2 separate regions of the Mus musculus genome follow, and region 1 is linked to region 2. The links are chromatin loops, found by intact Hi-C in ENCODE. Cell type or tissue: left cerebral cortex. All regions are shown on one strand.

Region 1 (8,000 bases), 1.2 Mb before region 2:
AGTAATTCCAGTACCAGTGGTTCGGTTCTGATGGCCTCTTTTGGCTTCTTTGGGCACTTGCAGGTACATTTCACACATACATACAACAAAACATACATATGTAAAATAAAAATATGAAAATAAGTCCAGTTCTCTTTACATTTTTTGGTTCTCTGTATTTTATTTGTTTTATGTGCTTTCCAATTCTCAATTTTAAGGACATTTATTTACATGTACATGTGTGATGCTGCGGTACACATGTGGTAGTCAGAAAATAACTTTTGGAAGCTGATTTTCTTTTTTCCATCATGTGGGGCCCAAGGATAGAACTTAGGTGGTCAGGACTGACAACAATTGCCTAAATCTGCTGAACCATATCACTGGCCCTCATCCTGTATATTTTCTTCTGAGACAACACCACTAAAGCTTCTTAGAAGATATCAGTTAAGAATATTTTCTTGCTATACCCCTAGAAGTCCAGCTTATCTGCTGGAGGACCTCAGAACATATGGAGAATGATAGCTGGTCTATCTTTTCTGTATCAGATATACTTAACAAAATTCCACTGGATTTTAGTCTCCACCAATTTTCATAGAAATTTCACTTAGCAGATGTAGAAATATACCTTCATAATTCCCAGATTTAGAGACCTTTCTGATGGCCACTAGTGGCCATTAGTTGTACCCCTCCCTGTCCTCTCTTGACTGGCAGTGCCTTAGGCTGCTTATAAGAACCAGAAAGTTGGGAGTTAGTTATTGGGCCACAGTTGATGTCTTAAAGAGGTATGGTTCTCCTGCTAATTTTTTTCTTTTGAGATTTATAACAGTAACTTATCACTAAAACATTTTAATAGTCACTTAGGATGTGACTACAGTTTAGTTTTAAGATGACTATGGCCTCATGTCTGTCTGTCTGTCTGTCTCTCTCTCTCTCTCTCTCTCTGTGTGTGTGTGTGTGTGTAAAGGTCGGAGGTTTTATGGTGTGGCTTGAGGTCTGGAGTAGTATTTACCTACAACATAGTTATTATGTATTTCTAATTCATCCCACATGATAACAAAATAGTGACTAATACTGAAAAGTTCCTGTCCTTTATAAATGGGCATTACAGAAGAAAATGGGTCCATAATTCATTCAGTTCCTAAGTCCAAGAGAACATCGGTGAGCATTAGAAGAGTATGTGCCTGCCTGGTTCTGTAGCACCATACAGCACCGAACTACATGACGCATGCTTTTGCTTTATGCAGGAAATACATACTCATTTTCTTAAAGCCAGAAACTACTTAACCATTCTCTGAACTTCATCTGCTATTATCTAGACTCTCTAATTTTTCATCTCTATTTGTTGCTTCCAAATGTAAACAATTTTACATTTTCCAAAAGGAAAAATATGGAAATCGACCTTAGCTGATGCCTGGGGGCAGTCTCTCTCTCTCTCTCTCTCTCTCTCTCTCTCTCTCTCTCTCTCTCTCTCTCTCTCTCTCTCTCTCCCTCTCTCTGTGTGTGTGTGTGTGTGTGTATGTGTGTGAGTCAGGAGGCAGGGCACAAACTGTGAGCAGCAGAAATGGTTTGTAAGCCTTTAATGAGTTGTGCTTTGGAGTTGTTGCATTTTTGGATTTTAGGAATCTCTTTTTTTCTGCTTTTTGGGGGTTGTGGGTTATGGTTGGGATGGGGATGGAGGTGGGTCATGGGGGAAAGTTCCAAGGAGAATCTTAACACGAACTTGTTACAGTTATTTTTGTCTTTTTTGAATTGCAATCTTCATTATCTGGAGACCTATGGGCACTGTGAATACTTGAAGGGGATGTATAAACTTTCTCATTTTTCTCGACTCTCATCTTTCTATCGACCCAATTTTCACAAGTCAGAAAAGGCTCAATATGCCCATCAAACCTTCATCGAATTTTCTTTAGAAAATTCAGCGAAGAAAAGGAGAAGGAAAGTGAAAGGGAGACAGAAGGGTGGTGGGGAGAGGAGAGGGTGTTGAGAAGGGGAAAGAAGGAGAGAGAAAATGAAAGAGCACTAAGGTTTGCAGAGGCAGGTTCTCAGGACAGCCACAGAGTGGAGCTGCTGGCTCCCACTGGCTCTGGGAGCTGCCAATCCCAGTGTAATCCCGTAAGAATTTCTCCCTGGTTTTATCATGGAGTCCTGGCAACCTCCTTTCCCCCAGTAGCTGGGAGGAACCTTGAGGGCCAGGCTAGGAAGGGAGGGAAGGTGGGGGCGGTAGAGGCGGAGGCTGAGCAGGACCAAGACCAGGACTAGGACCAGGGAGAGGACGCGGAGATGGGTGGGGTGAGATCGAGGGGAGGACCCAGGAGGCGGCGGCGCATAGGAGGGGCGCTGCAGCCAAGCCACCAGCCTAGCTGTAGAGTGCTGTACTCCACATACTCCTGGAGATCCAGCCCCGCAGATCGCGCATCCCTGCCGCCGTTCGCCTTTAGGCATCCTAAACTTGAGCGGCAGCTCGGTTTCAACCGATCGACTGCTTGCTTCAAATCAGACAGCATTGCGACCCAGACACCGGAGTCCGCCGAGTGAAAGCACAACGCAGAGTAGGACAAGACCAAGAAAACAGCCACGCGAAGCAGCAACTCTAGGTTGGGAGTGCAGAAGCCAACAAGTGAGAAGGCGCCGCGTTTCCGGGGCGCAGCTAGAATGCTAGAGCAGGCGCCAGAGAAGACAGCTAGAGTCGGAATCAGAGCCCAAACCTCTCTCCTGGAGGCGGCTCAGCTTCTTTCTTTTCTAGACCTTCTTCGGTTGCGCTGGGCTTCCTTTTATCCGGGTAGGAGCCACATCCCTGGGGAATATGCAGCGCGCGTGGATCCTGCTCACCTTGGGCTTGATGGCCTGTGTGTCCTCAGAGACGGTGAGTGGGCCCAGCCGGGGAAGTGCACTGTTAAGAGTGTCCGGGCAAATAGAAGAGCCAGAGGGTAATTGGGGGATGCTACCTGGGGGATCTGCCAACCCTGAACGTGGGGCTGCCTAGGATCTACTGAAACAAATGAGCTTGCTTTTCAACCACTTGCCCCTGGGCTCTTCCTTTTCCCTCTTGCACAATTGAGCTGCTACAGGGAGTTACCCAAGCCATGTCTTCAGGGGGTGGGAGCACAAGACTTGGAGGTTAGGGACCCCACAGGTCCTTAAAGTCATTTCCAGCTTTCTGCCTTGGGGGATTTTATGGTGTAGTCTAGGAAGGACAGAGGGCTAAAAGTTGCAGGTTACTAGAGCACCACTGCGGGCCAGGAAAGGATCCAGTAAGCTCTGTGTACTGGACAAACCCCAGGGATGAGTTGGAAACTTTGGGGAGGATCTGTTCCTCTGCACACATCCCCCTACTCCAGGCTTTGAGCTTGACTGAAGGCAAGTTTAGGGAGATAGGGTCCATATTAAGGAAACCGAGAGTATCAGGAGTGAAAGTTTCTAAAAGTGCATTTGTTTAATGCTCCCTGTGGCTGTGGCAAGGCGCCTACATTAAGTAGAGATGCAGTCCTTGGTCTATTCTGAGGCTCCTGGCCTCATCGAGCTTTTGGGAACAGGCCTGGGCTCTCTGGTTTCTGGGATCTTCCAGGAACCCTCCGAGTAGAGCGAAGCCCCTGGCTGTAGAAGAGAGATGTAATTTCTCAAGATTTAAAGATGAGGGTGCTTGTGACATTGCTTTGGCCCTCAGATCCTCCAGCTGCTGGGGGAATGTAGATTTTTGTCCTGCCAACCTCATACTCCTTTGGATCCCATATTCCCATGAAACTGTCTTCTTCCACTACTAGCTTAGGCTCATGACTAGTGTGCCAGCCCCTATTTAGGCCACTACAGCTCTATTTTGGCAGGTGGAAGTCCAAGCAGCTTCTATTGACATGCAGTCCCAGGGCTGCAGGCTCAATTAGGGAGTCCTCCTCTTTTCTTTACTCTTGTTTCCTATGCCATTCGTTTGGCATCCAGTAAGTTGCCCAATTTGAATTAATAAAAAAGCCCTTAGCTGGGTTGGATAATCTCCCCTTTTTGACCCTTGGACGATTGGTAAACCTTTTGGCATTCAGGAGAATAAGGACATTTGTGATCAGCTATAGAGTGGGGGCACTGCTGTGTGGGCTAGAAGGTCATTGTACAGAGTTCGAGGCTGGGGAATTTAGAATTGGAAACTGCATAGGATAGTTGGGTATTTGAGCGATTATGATGTAAAAACACAACTCTGAGACTTACCAGAATTTCTCACAGCAAAAAATGTTTAATCCAATGAAATCAGTAATCTCTCTTGGCTAGTTCTGAACTTTGGTGTGCTGTAAACTAAATTGGAGCTAGTCTGTGTGTATTTCAAAGGAAACAAAACAACACAAAACAACAGGAACCATTGCATTACATAGCTGTGCAAAACTGGGCAAAGGGAAAGCTCAACTGAATTATTGTCCAGAGAGAATCTTGTAAACTGAGCAGAGTTGGGGACCTTTTCTTTGCAGAACCTGGTTCGGAGATTTGCTAGGAGAAAAGCCCTTGGGAGCTTCTGTATGGCTTTGATAGCTTCTTAAGACCTGGTGGGGTTTGCTGTTGTTTGTTTACCCTTAAATGTGCTCCTCTCCTCTCCCTGCCTTATTTTCTCTGAAATCTCTTATGTTTGGGGCTCTACCATTTTCTCAGTTCAAAACAGAATTGAATGTTTTTCAAAAGAGCAGCTTTATTGGAAAGATTCTGTTTTGAGCCCTTGCACTATCATTCAAAGGGTGATTAAACATTTTTGAAATGTCAACTTGAGAATCCTACATACAGCCTTTGTTGGGCAGTGAGTCAGTCTTTCTCAGTAAAAGCTGTTTCCAAACCCAAACCAGCTAATTGTCCATTTACATTGCTTTCCTGTCTCTATTTGCTTCACCTAGAGTGGTATAAATATACCCAGACTTGAAAGGCATGATTTTTTAAGTTAGCTATTACAGAACATTATTTCCAGCACTTTGTATTTTAATTTGGAAACCGCTGTAGCGTCCTGGATTTAAAAGTAGTGATTGTCTGAGCTCTGACTCCTTTTGGCAAGAGTGGAGAAATATCAGCAGCTAGTAAATTTTTTAGTTTTATACTTAGCTCAGAGTGAGAAAAACTTCTCAGACACTAAGATTCAAAACTGATTGGGCAAAAGAACTAGGGGTCTTCTTGAGGACACGGAGACAGCAGGAAAGCCTGTTCCTAGGGACCCATTCATGCTTTCCACTGGCAGCTGAAGACTTTCACTGCTGGAAGGATGGTGAAGGGAAAGGGACAGCAGTGATGTGTTACTAGGCTCCTGTCAATATTTTACATGACTGTTTATGTTAGAAATAACACAGTACAGACTGCTGTAAACATATAATTTGAACTGGAAATATGTTTAAGGAAAGGAAGCCTTTTAAACTGGTGGAATTTTATAAACATGCTTAGATGTCTGTAAATTAAAAGAAACTGTTAAGTCACTTGGAGCCATGCATTACCTCAAAAGGCACTGTGAAAGCCAGGCTCTGGAAAGTTTGCACTAGAAAGGAAATTAAAGCTGACATACTGTAGCCCTTAGCAGTCTTTCTTTAAATGCATTTTTGTCAGTTCTAATGGGACAAATTACTTATGCTCTGACAGAAACAAAGGCTCTTTATGTTTCAGTTCAATATTAGCAGTAGAGAGGTGTCATTTAAGAAGGAACACTCAGAAAATGGGTGTTAAAGAAGGAATTTGAGTATGCCTTTCAACTCTTTCTTATGGGAACTGGAATGCCTTTTTCATTTCATTAAAAATGTTAATTAATAAGTAGTACTTTTGCATATTTATAATATTTTGATTCATGTATGCATTGTATGACATTTCAATCAAAGTAGTATATTTTGTTCTGTTGTCATCCTAACAGTGGACTGTGTTATGTGGTCAACTGAAGGGCAACTAGGATAATCATAAGTTGGGAAAGAATTTTAAAAGGTTAGTTAGTTTTTTTCCAAAAGAAAAACTAATTTTCAAGCCTTCAGAACACCTCCAGACCTGATCATAGGTAGTTTGGAATCTTCTAGGGACTGTCTATTCTGGGGCTGACCTGGCTAAACAGAGCCCAGTCAACTCTGTCATCAAGGATTACAAGGAGTCTAGTCAAGCTATTGTGCTATTGGTGTGCCTGTTGGTTGTAATCCAACAGGCCCAGTGAGCAGAAGCTGTCCTTCCTTTGCCAGAAAACCAAATTACAAGATCTCGCCCATCTTTCTCTCCTTCCCAAGGCAGAAAGAAGGCTTGCCATCTTTCATACCCAGGCCAAAAATACATCCCAGTATCTCAAAGTCATCTCCTTCTTTCATGGAGTAGGAGCCAATGAAAAGTCTCAGAAGAAAGCCTACATCATGAAGAAGAGCTTTGACTGAAAACAAGGCCATCATTTTTTAACTTTTTAGGTTGCCATAGAGTTTTATTTCTAGCCTGGAATAAAATTGACTGGAATTTTGAAGAAATCCTTGATTCATTCATTTATCATGGTTCCCATCTATACCCTGCCTTTAAACTCACCAGGGTATTGACCCCTCCTTTTACTCAGCAGGTGGGTTTCCTGCTATGTGCTGGAATTAATCAGTGAGCAAGCCTGCAAATCCTCTCCATCTTCTTAGTAGCTGTATAGTTACCATCCTTGGCCTGGTGCTCGTCTGCTCTATGGTTTGCCCTTTGTTTATCACTTTGAGATGTTGGCTGTGGTCCAGAAACTACCTTGTGTACTGGTCGTCGTTTGGAATCTGCATTCATTGACCAGATTTGTAAGCTGTTCCATGCTAACACTGCTTCCTGGTTACTCCTTCTTGGTTACTGTTCTGATCCTTCCTCAGACATAGCTGAATTTAAGCATTCCCCCTTTAGTATGCTGTTCATTAGACCTCCTTTAATATTCTGTTCATTCCTCCTTTACTATTCTGTTCAATAGCTTTTCATGATTGTTCCAGCCAAACCTCTTTTATGCTCCTGTAAGTAACCAGACAGACTGACAAGGTCATAGGAAGTACATATAAATACAAATCTTACAAGTTTATCTCCAATTTTTGCAAGCAGAGCCTCAGTGTGTGTGGCTGGATAATTTGTATCTTTTACAAAGCATCTCTGATGGTTATAATGAGTCAGCTTCCCCTGGGAATCACAGGTTACTCCTTAATTATGGACTGTCCTGAATCCCATCCAGACCTCTCAGCTGTGACTGGGTTAGAGCAAAGCTAGTTTCCCTTGGGAAGCCAATAGTCCTGGGTTTCTGTGACAGTGCTTGCCACTCATCTATTATGGCCAAAATCACACAATGTATAAAGCTCCAAGCCACTTAAAGATGCATTTCTGTAAGTGAATTGGGCTCCCAAAATAATTTTATGCCATGTATTTTGACTGTGTGGAGGGTGCAGTTGGTGCATCTAGGAATAGCAGAACATACGACATAGTGTTCCCGCGTTCTCTCGACCGGCCAGGAAGAACACAGCAAACCGTAATCTTCTGCGGCAAAGCTTTATTGCTTACATCTTCAGGAGCCAGAGAGCAAGAAAGCAAGAAAAAGAACAAGAACAAGAAAGCAAGAGAGAGAAAAAGAACAAGAACAAGAAAGCAAGAGAGCAAGAATGAGAAAACAAGAGAGAGAAAAAGAATGGCAAAACCCCGTCCCTTTTAAGGAGAATTATCCTCCGCCTAGGACGTATTACTCCCTGATTGGCTGCAGCCCATCGGCCCAGTTGTCATCACGAGAAAGGCAGAACACATGGCGGGAAAACTGCCCCTGCACGTGTGCAGATTATGTTTACCACTTAGAACACAGCTGTCAGCGCCATCTTATAATGGCAAATGTGAGGGCGGCTCCCAACATCTCCCCCTTTTCTTTTAATAAGAGCAATAGGCCACCCATATTAATGAGAGTGGAGATAGAGGTCAAATCCCCAGTGTGCAGGTAAAGGAGCCATGTACAGGATTAGCTCTTAGGCTCACAGGCTTTTACCCAGAGCAACCCTGACCTGCTCCCGTGTCGTTTTTCCTGGGGGAAGGGAACTAGGACACTGAACCTTCATGAAAGA
Region 2 (8,000 bases):
ACCAATCCCTGACACTATTAATGATACTCTGTTATGCTTGAAGACAGGAATCTAGAATGGCTGTCTACCATCACTTCTCTTCTCCTTTTTCCGCCCCACAACTCCTCCTATGTCCCTCCCCTAATTCCTCTCAAGTTCATCAAATTCGTGGCTTTTTAAGGGTTTCTCTGTGTAGCTGTCCTGTAATTCACTCTATAGATCAAACTGTCCTCAAATTCAAAGATCCACCTACTTCTGCTAAGATTAAAGGTATAACCACCACTGCCACTTAGCCATCTCTTTTCCTTTTATTATTATAGCACATATATCTAAACACATAAATATATAAATAAAACCTGCCGAGTCCATTTAGTGTTGATTGTGTGTATAAAACTAATGCCTAGACATTTCTTTGGCAAATGAATTTTAGACTCAGCATATCTTTAAACTGTACTCTTTAATTCTTCATGGGGCTGGGGCTGGGGCTTCATGGGAAAGCACTTGCATAACAAGCTTCGGACCCTGGGATCCATCCCTAGTACTATTTCCACTCCAATAAAAAGAGTTAATCTTCAAGTTTTATCTTTTCAGATATTTTATGAGATTAGATTCTCGAGTTGGAAAGTTGTATCCCAGCTCCCCCCCAAAAAAAAATCAACAGCAAATTCAAATTTTCCAATGTGCATATGAGTGGAATGAGGGGGAAGGAAGAAGAGGGGAGAGAGCGAGGAAAAGAAGCTGACTGGGGTATACTTGACGCGCCCCCAGGATTTGATCCAGGCTATACATTATCTTTCTCAGGAATATCACAAAGATATTCTATGTCAGACTCAATTGTCAGCGACATTAACTTCCATCGCTTGACTAAGGTTGTGTCTACCAGGATTTTGTACTACATAACCTCAGTTCTCTCCCCAGAGATTTATATGTGCTTTTCAAGTAGCCACTCAGAGAGTGTGTAGGTTTTCCTTGCCTCAATACTTGATAAATTTCTTCATTTTCTTATTATAAACTATTGGTCCAAAGTTTTTATTTTATTTTATTTTATTTTATTTTATTTTATTTTATTTTATTAAGGATTTTAGGCAGGGGGTTGGGGATTGTTTCAGGGTTTTGGTTTTTTGGTTTTTTGGTTCTTTTGTCCATTTGTTAGTTTATTTGAGACTGAGTCTCAATAAATCCAGAGACTCAGGATGGCCTCCAACTCACTTTACAGCCAACGATGACTCTGAATTTCTGATTCACCTTCTACCTCCCAAGTCCCAGATTACACCTTGAGGCACCATAGCCAGTTATATGTAGTGCTCAGAGCCAAGCCCAGGATTTAGGGCAGGAAAGATGACTCAGGGATTAGAAGTGCCCACGCCTTTTCAGAGGACCCTCAGTCATGATGCTCATAAGCTGTAACTTCAGAGGATGTGGTACTTCTGGTCGCTGAGGGCACCTGCACTCATGTGCACACACCCACAGAGACATACAACTCCAAACTTCATTTATTATAGACAAACACCAACTGAGCTAAATCACCAACCCTCAAAGTTCTGTCTTAGTTTACGGATTATAGTATATTACTATCAAGACGCCTTACATACGCATCCTTTTAATACATCAGAGCCTTTGCCTACTGTTTGCAAGGCTCTGGGTTCTATCTCTGGCATGAGAAGAAGAGAGAGAACAAGAGTGAGAGAGGTGCAGGTTCAACCTGCACTGTCTTTTCCCCATTTCTAAAATCAGCCACTTCTATTGGTCCCGAATCTGTTAAGTGAAGGATGGTTTTTAAGTCTTATCCATTTTTTTGTGGAACGAAAGATCAAAACCAGAGCCTCATACCTCAAAACTCTGGCCAAAGTAAATCTTTAGGCCTGTAATCCCAGCAGCTGGACGTAAAAGCAGAAGGATCAGGAGTTTAAGCTCGTTTTTAGCCATATTATAGATTCGGGCCAGCCTAGGCTACAAGAAACTCTGATTCAAAACAAAATTTTTAAAGCGTGCGTGTGTGCATGCACGTGTGTGTGTGTGTGTGTGTGTGTGTGTGTGTGTGTGTGTGTGTGTGTGACATCTGCTACTGTCCACAGCTTATGCAATGCTACAGAATCATACTCAAGCTTTGTATGTGCTGAGGAATCACTCTGCCAACTGAGCTAGATATCAATTCCCTGTATATTTTTATATTTTCCAAAAGAACAAAGAAGCAGTAATAGCCCAAACTTCTTATCTCAGCATTTGGGCATAGAAGCCAAAAGGTCATCACAAGTTCAGGCCAACCTGGTATTAATAGAAAGTTCTAGGCTGACCAGAGCTACACAGCAAAACCCTATCTCAAAAACAACAGCAAAAAAAGAAAAAAAAAGAAAAAAAATAAGAAAAATAGAGAAAAAGGAAAGGAAAGGGGGGTGAAGATGGACAATAAATTATAATTTCTACTCAACTCATTACACGCCTTATTTTAAATGTTATAGGATAAATGCCTAGATCATAGCAGGAACATACACTAATTATAGGTTCAAGTTTTTAAACGTTTGGGAGAACTTCTTAAACTGGGCCTATCTATATTTAAAATAATAATAATGATCACAAAACGAAATGCATATATCTTATGAACCAGCAAGTCAAAATCAAGTCTTTAAAGGTTGCTGGGAAATACTCGAAGAGGGCAAGACTCCATCCAAATGCATATGGTATTTGTGATAAAAAGAAAAAAAAAAAAAAAAAACCTCTAAGTCCCACCTGCCCAGGAACTAGGTAACTCTCTGGAATGCTGGGAATTATAGATCTTGGGAAATAACAAAACCTCATGGGAAAGTATGATGGCCAATAGGTTTCTCCTTATAGGCTCCCTGTAACACGTGACTTGAGGCCATTCTCAGACGGGGAATTCTTGCTTTAGATTTGACCCAAAACAGTGGAGTTGTTTTTTTCTAGTGATTCGCAAGGTTAACAATGGGAGGCTGTGTAGGCATAAAATGCAAATGCTTCTGGGAGAGGCCACATCACAGCCAGCACATGGGAACAAGGGTCTGTAAAATAAACAGCAAACACCAGTCCAGAAATGGATGATACCTTAAAAGATGATCTAAGTAAAACTTTCAGGAGAAGTAGAACAAATGAAAGGCATGCCATTGTCCCAAAAACAATAAAAGTGTATTTCTTTATTCCAAGCAGCTACCACCGTTGTCCCGTGCCTTCGAATACAAAGTAACATTTGAGGTTTTTTTGTTTGTTTGTTTTGTTTTGTTTGTTTGTTTGTTTGTTTGTTTGTTTGAGACAGTCTCACTATGAAACCCTGGCTGGCTTGGAACTCTCTATGTAGGCCAGGTTGGCCTGACACTCACAGAGATCCCCCGCCCTCAGATTCCCGGATGCGAGGATTAAAGACCTGCACCATCACCGCCCCAGACTGTCTTGTGGTGGTGGTGGCTGTGTCTGTTTTACACTGCCCATCATTTCTAGAAACAAGTGATTGCAGCTCCAGCTGCCGGCGTGAGGGTTAAAGCCCGTTCAGGCAGTTGAATCTCTGAAGAAGACAGGGTGCAGTGATTAGGAGGGCCAATGCTATCCCTTCACGCCTTTGGCTTATTCAGGTTGCTGGTGTTGCAAACCCATTTCTTTCCCTCAATGAGGGCGCCATCTGGTGGGAGAAACGGGCAAAGTGAGGCGCCACTGGGGAAATGCAAATCCAAAGTTAATCAAATAAACTAGCCACATTCTGAGAACTCAAAGGCCACATGTTGCTAGTGGCTACAATTCCAGAAAGTACAGACATAGTATCATAGAAAGGCATTGCCTGGGAAGCACTTCAGTTCCAAAGACTTTACAGGTGGCTTTTTGAAAGCTCAGATGCCTCAAAATGCGTGAGCTGGAGAGACTATTCAGCAGTTTTGAACTCTTACACACGATCAGAGTTTAGTCCCCAACAGTCATTCACATGACAGTTCCATTATAGCTCCAGTTCCACAAAATCTGATGTCCTCTTCTGGTCAGTGGTGATTTCAATGGGAGCGGCTCCCATGTTTGAACGCTTAGTCCCCAGCTGGTGAAAGGTTCGACTCAGAATGCAAAGAAAACAAGGTGCTTATAACTGTGTCTTTTGTAACATCCCAGAGCTAGGAAGAGACGATGTCAGAACGGCATCTGTCCATTCATCTTAAAGACCTCACTGAACCATGAAGTCCAACTTACAAAGGCTGACCCTGAGGAGAAAGTAGAGAGATGGACATACTTGAGCACAAGGGTCTCAGAGGAGGATATTCTTTCCTATGAGAGGGAAAGATGCACAGCCATGAAAAGACTGGGAAGAACCTCCTGCCTCACATCCTGCCTTTGGTGGTCCTGGGAAGGGGAGAATAAAAGACTACAGAGGGAATGATGGCATTGTTGTGATGGTGGTGGTTGTGGTTTTGGTTTGCTTTTTCTCTTTTGTTGTTGGTTTTGGTTTTGGTTTTGGTTTTGGTTTTGGTTTTGGTTTTGGTTTTGGTTTTGGTTTTGGTTTTGGTACAGGGTTTCTCTGTGTAGCCCTGGCTGTCCTGGAACTCGCTTTGTAGACCAGGCTGGCCTCAAACTCAGAAATCCACCTGCCTCTGCTTCCCAAGTGCTGGGATTAAAGGCATGCGCCACCACGCCCGGCCGGTTTCTCATTTTTATAGGATTGAATTACATTTTTTGTAAGACCAAGAGAGGGAAACAGGATCTTGAAAAATGTAGGAGACATGGAAGAGGTTTTTAGCAGTGTCATAAATGCTGAGTGAGTAGGGAGAAGGGTAGAGGTGGAACCGAGGCCAGGGTCTCAGAATAAAATGGGAAGGTGCAGGGGGTAAGGGAGAAGAAAGGAGACAAGGAGGAGAAAGATAGAAAGCCACAGGAAGGAGATGCCCTATGGAAGTGTCTCCTACAGTTTGCATGAGGAAAGGGAGGCACTTGCTTGCTGTGGTGGTTATCTCTATCAGCTTGATACAACCCAGAATCACGTAGAGGAGAGCCTTAATAAGGGCTTGCCTATATTCAGCCTAGGAGACTGGTCTGTGGGGAACTGTTATTATTATTATTATTATTATTATTATTATTATTATTATTATTGAGACAAGGTCTCACTGTGTTGCTCTAGCTGCCCTGGAACCCACTAGGCAGACCAGACTAACCTAAAACTCACAAATATTAACCTGCCTCTGCCTTCAGAATGTTAGGATTAAAGGCATATACCACCATGCCTGGCTGGGGAGCTATTTTAAGTATGTAAGTTGATATGGCAACGCTCAGCCCATTTCACGTGGCTCCTTTTTCCAGTCGAGGGATCCTGAACTGTATTAAGAGTGAAAAATCAAACTAAGCACGAACAAGCAAGCAAATGAGGATGTATGAATTCATGCCCCTATGCTCTTGAATGTGTATATGATGGGACCAGCTGCCTCAAACTCCTACTCAAGCTCCTGCCCTGCAGGGATGGACTGTGGCCTGGAACTGTAAGCTAAATCCTTTCTCTCCAAGAGTCATTTTTTGTCACGATGTTTCATCACAGCAGCAGATAAAAAGCTAAACACTAGAGTGCAAATGTAAGAGGGCTCTTGGAAAAAAAAAAGCATTAGACAAAACAAGTATTTTAATGCAAAATTTTAAAAATCAAAGTCGAAAATAACAACCCAAATTTCAAAATATTAAGTACAGACAGTTATAAACAGTACAGTGAGACCATTATTTTCCATTGTTCCACTGTTCTCAGACCCATTCTATTGAGTTCCTTACATACGAGTTTATAAGGAATAACAGTAGTATACAGACCAGTAAAGAACAGACTTGGTATACAGTTACAGTTGAGGACTGTTTACATGGTAATAAATTGTGGCATTCATGCTTTCTTAGTTACTATTTATATTTCTATTTTCTATTGATAAAATCAAGACAACTTATAGAAAAAAGTTTGTTTGGGCGTGCGTACAGTTTCAGAGAGTTAGAGTTAAGACATCATAGAGATGAGCAAAGGAGCAGACAGGCATGGTGATGGAGCAGTAGCTGAGAGCTCAAATCTTGATACATAAGCACAAAGCAGAGGGAGGGGAACTGAGAATGGTGTGGTTTTTGAAACCTCAGAACCCAGTAACACACCTTTTACAACAAGGCCACACCTCCTAATCCTTCCAAAACAGTTCTACCAACTGGAGACCAAGTATTAAAATATCTGAGCCTGTGGGAGCCATTTCATTCAAACTACCACATATATATAGGGACCAACACCTCTGGTTTTGACCAGGATCCTATATGGTCCAGCAGAGCACCAGGTAATTGACATTGACTTCCCTTAGTCCCATGCCCTTCCATTAGTCTAGGTCACTCATTCTGTACCAGGCACAATTGAGATCACTGAGGAGCTAGCCTGGTCTCAGAGAAGAAGAAGACTTCCCAAGGGAATTAGTTACTGTTGCCGTGCTAGAACACCATAGTCATGGCAACTTATAGAAGGGCTTATTTCACTTATGGTCCCAAAGGGCTAAGAGTCCATCACAGAGGGAAATGTGACAACAAGCAGACATGGTGCCTGGAGCAGCAAGCAAAGCGCTCACGTTTCAAATGACAGGTAGGAAGCAGAGAGAGCTAACTGGAAATGGAGTCTGGATTTTGAAACCACAAAACCACCCTCCTCCAGTGACATACTTCTAGCAAGGCCACACTCCCTAAGCCTCCCCTAAGCAGCATCAGTAACTGGGCCAAGTATTCAAATGTCTGAAATTTACTGGTCATATCTCATTCAAACCACCATACCAGGCCTGTAAGAATCCTATCTTTTGAATGGGATTGAGCCACCAGTTGCAGAACCATGGAACCATCATGGTCATTGTCTGAGACTCCACATGTCTGTGGATATATGACCAGTCAAGAGAGGGGTAAGCATTGAGAAGTACAGGAAATGTTGAAGTCCACGAAATGGTCTGAGACTTAGTGGTCTAGGACAGAAGCCCACTCTAAACACTGGATCTCCAGAATCAGGGAGTAGTCCACAGGAAATTGATCTGATGCTTACTTAGTTCTTGTCCATAATCGCAGCTGGGGATCCTGTTGAGGTTTTGTCTTTTGCTGTTATTGTCATGTTAAATGCTGGGCCCCCAAGATATGGAGTCTGCACCTAGCTTCTAGGAACCTGTCCCCAGCTAATTCTGATTGGTAAATAAAAGTGTCAACAGCCAGTGGCTGAGGAGATGAGAGACAGGGTTTAGATTTCCTAGGCTAGAGACTACAAGGAGGAAGAGAAAGGCAGAGCCACCGTGCCTTAGGAGAGTGTGCAGGAGAAGAGAGAGGAGCGGACATAGTACACAGACATAACAAATTAAACATAAATACTACAAAACATTAAACTTCAACAAGTAGTACATATTCATGTAGTTTTTATTCCAATGTCCCCATCACAACCCACAGTTACTAGACTCGCAGTATAAAACAGTTTTCATCCCCAAAGTTCCTCCTGTGCCCACATATCAGCATCCCACTGATTGTCAGAAACAAAACACTGACTGTGCAACTGATAAAGTTTTAATCAAAGGGATGTGGTTTAGAAATATATTTCCAGGGCTGGTGAGATGGCTCAGCAGGTAAGAGCACCCGACTGCTCTTCCGAAGGTCCTGAGTTCAAATCCCAGCAACCACATGGTGGCTCACAACCGTCCGTAACCGTGATCTGACTCCCTCTTCTGGTGTGTCTGAAGACAGCTACAGTGTACTTACATATAATAAATAAATAAATCTTAAAAATATATATATATTTCCATCTAGCAACCAAATAAAATTTATATTCAGAGGTTTCTAGTGGGCAGAGATACAAATTTCATTACCTACAGGAAAAAAGCAAAGTTTAAGTGTCCACTATTGGGTTGGTTTGAACTGACTATGCTCAGGACACCAAGAGCAAGAAGGACTGATTCCCCATCCTCACCATAACCCCCCCCCCACCACCATAAAAGCCCCTTACCATTAACTCCACCACCATAAACCCCTCCTCACCAAAACTCCTGATGTGTTAAAATTGGGGCTCTCGTCTG

Evidence for each region. A loop is a pair of places that touch in the nucleus more often than their neighbours do. Peaks named below come from ENCODE experiments on the same cell type or tissue, not always from the same donor. Only the 100,000 strongest peaks of a DNase experiment are listed, where the experiment ranks them.
Region 1: a loop joins it to region 2, with 9 times the contacts of the local background. A loop is called at or near these places in 4 of 42 quality-filtered maps.

Annotation. Positions count from the first base shown.
Region 1 is chr15:32,776,589-32,784,588 of GRCm38, forward strand. It overlaps the pseudogene Gm32618. Among named protein-coding and RNA genes, the nearest start is that of Gm41289, 7.4 kb to the left of the region's middle. In left cerebral cortex, CTCF peaks have their summits at 2,157 and 2,359; DNase peaks (open chromatin) are centred at 1,872, 2,283 and 3,823; H3K4me3 peaks cover 2,946 bases; H3K27ac peaks cover 807 bases.
Region 2 is chr15:34,018,574-34,026,573 of GRCm38, forward strand. It overlaps Gm41290 (a long non-coding RNA gene), which reads right to left. Exons shown (of 3, transcript XR_875114.2): 2 at 7,963-8,000; 3 at 3,587-4,169. Among named protein-coding and RNA genes, the nearest start is that of Gm41290, 15 kb to the right of the region's middle. In left cerebral cortex, a CTCF peak has its summit at 3,614 (motif pointing left); a DNase peak (open chromatin) is centred at 3,599.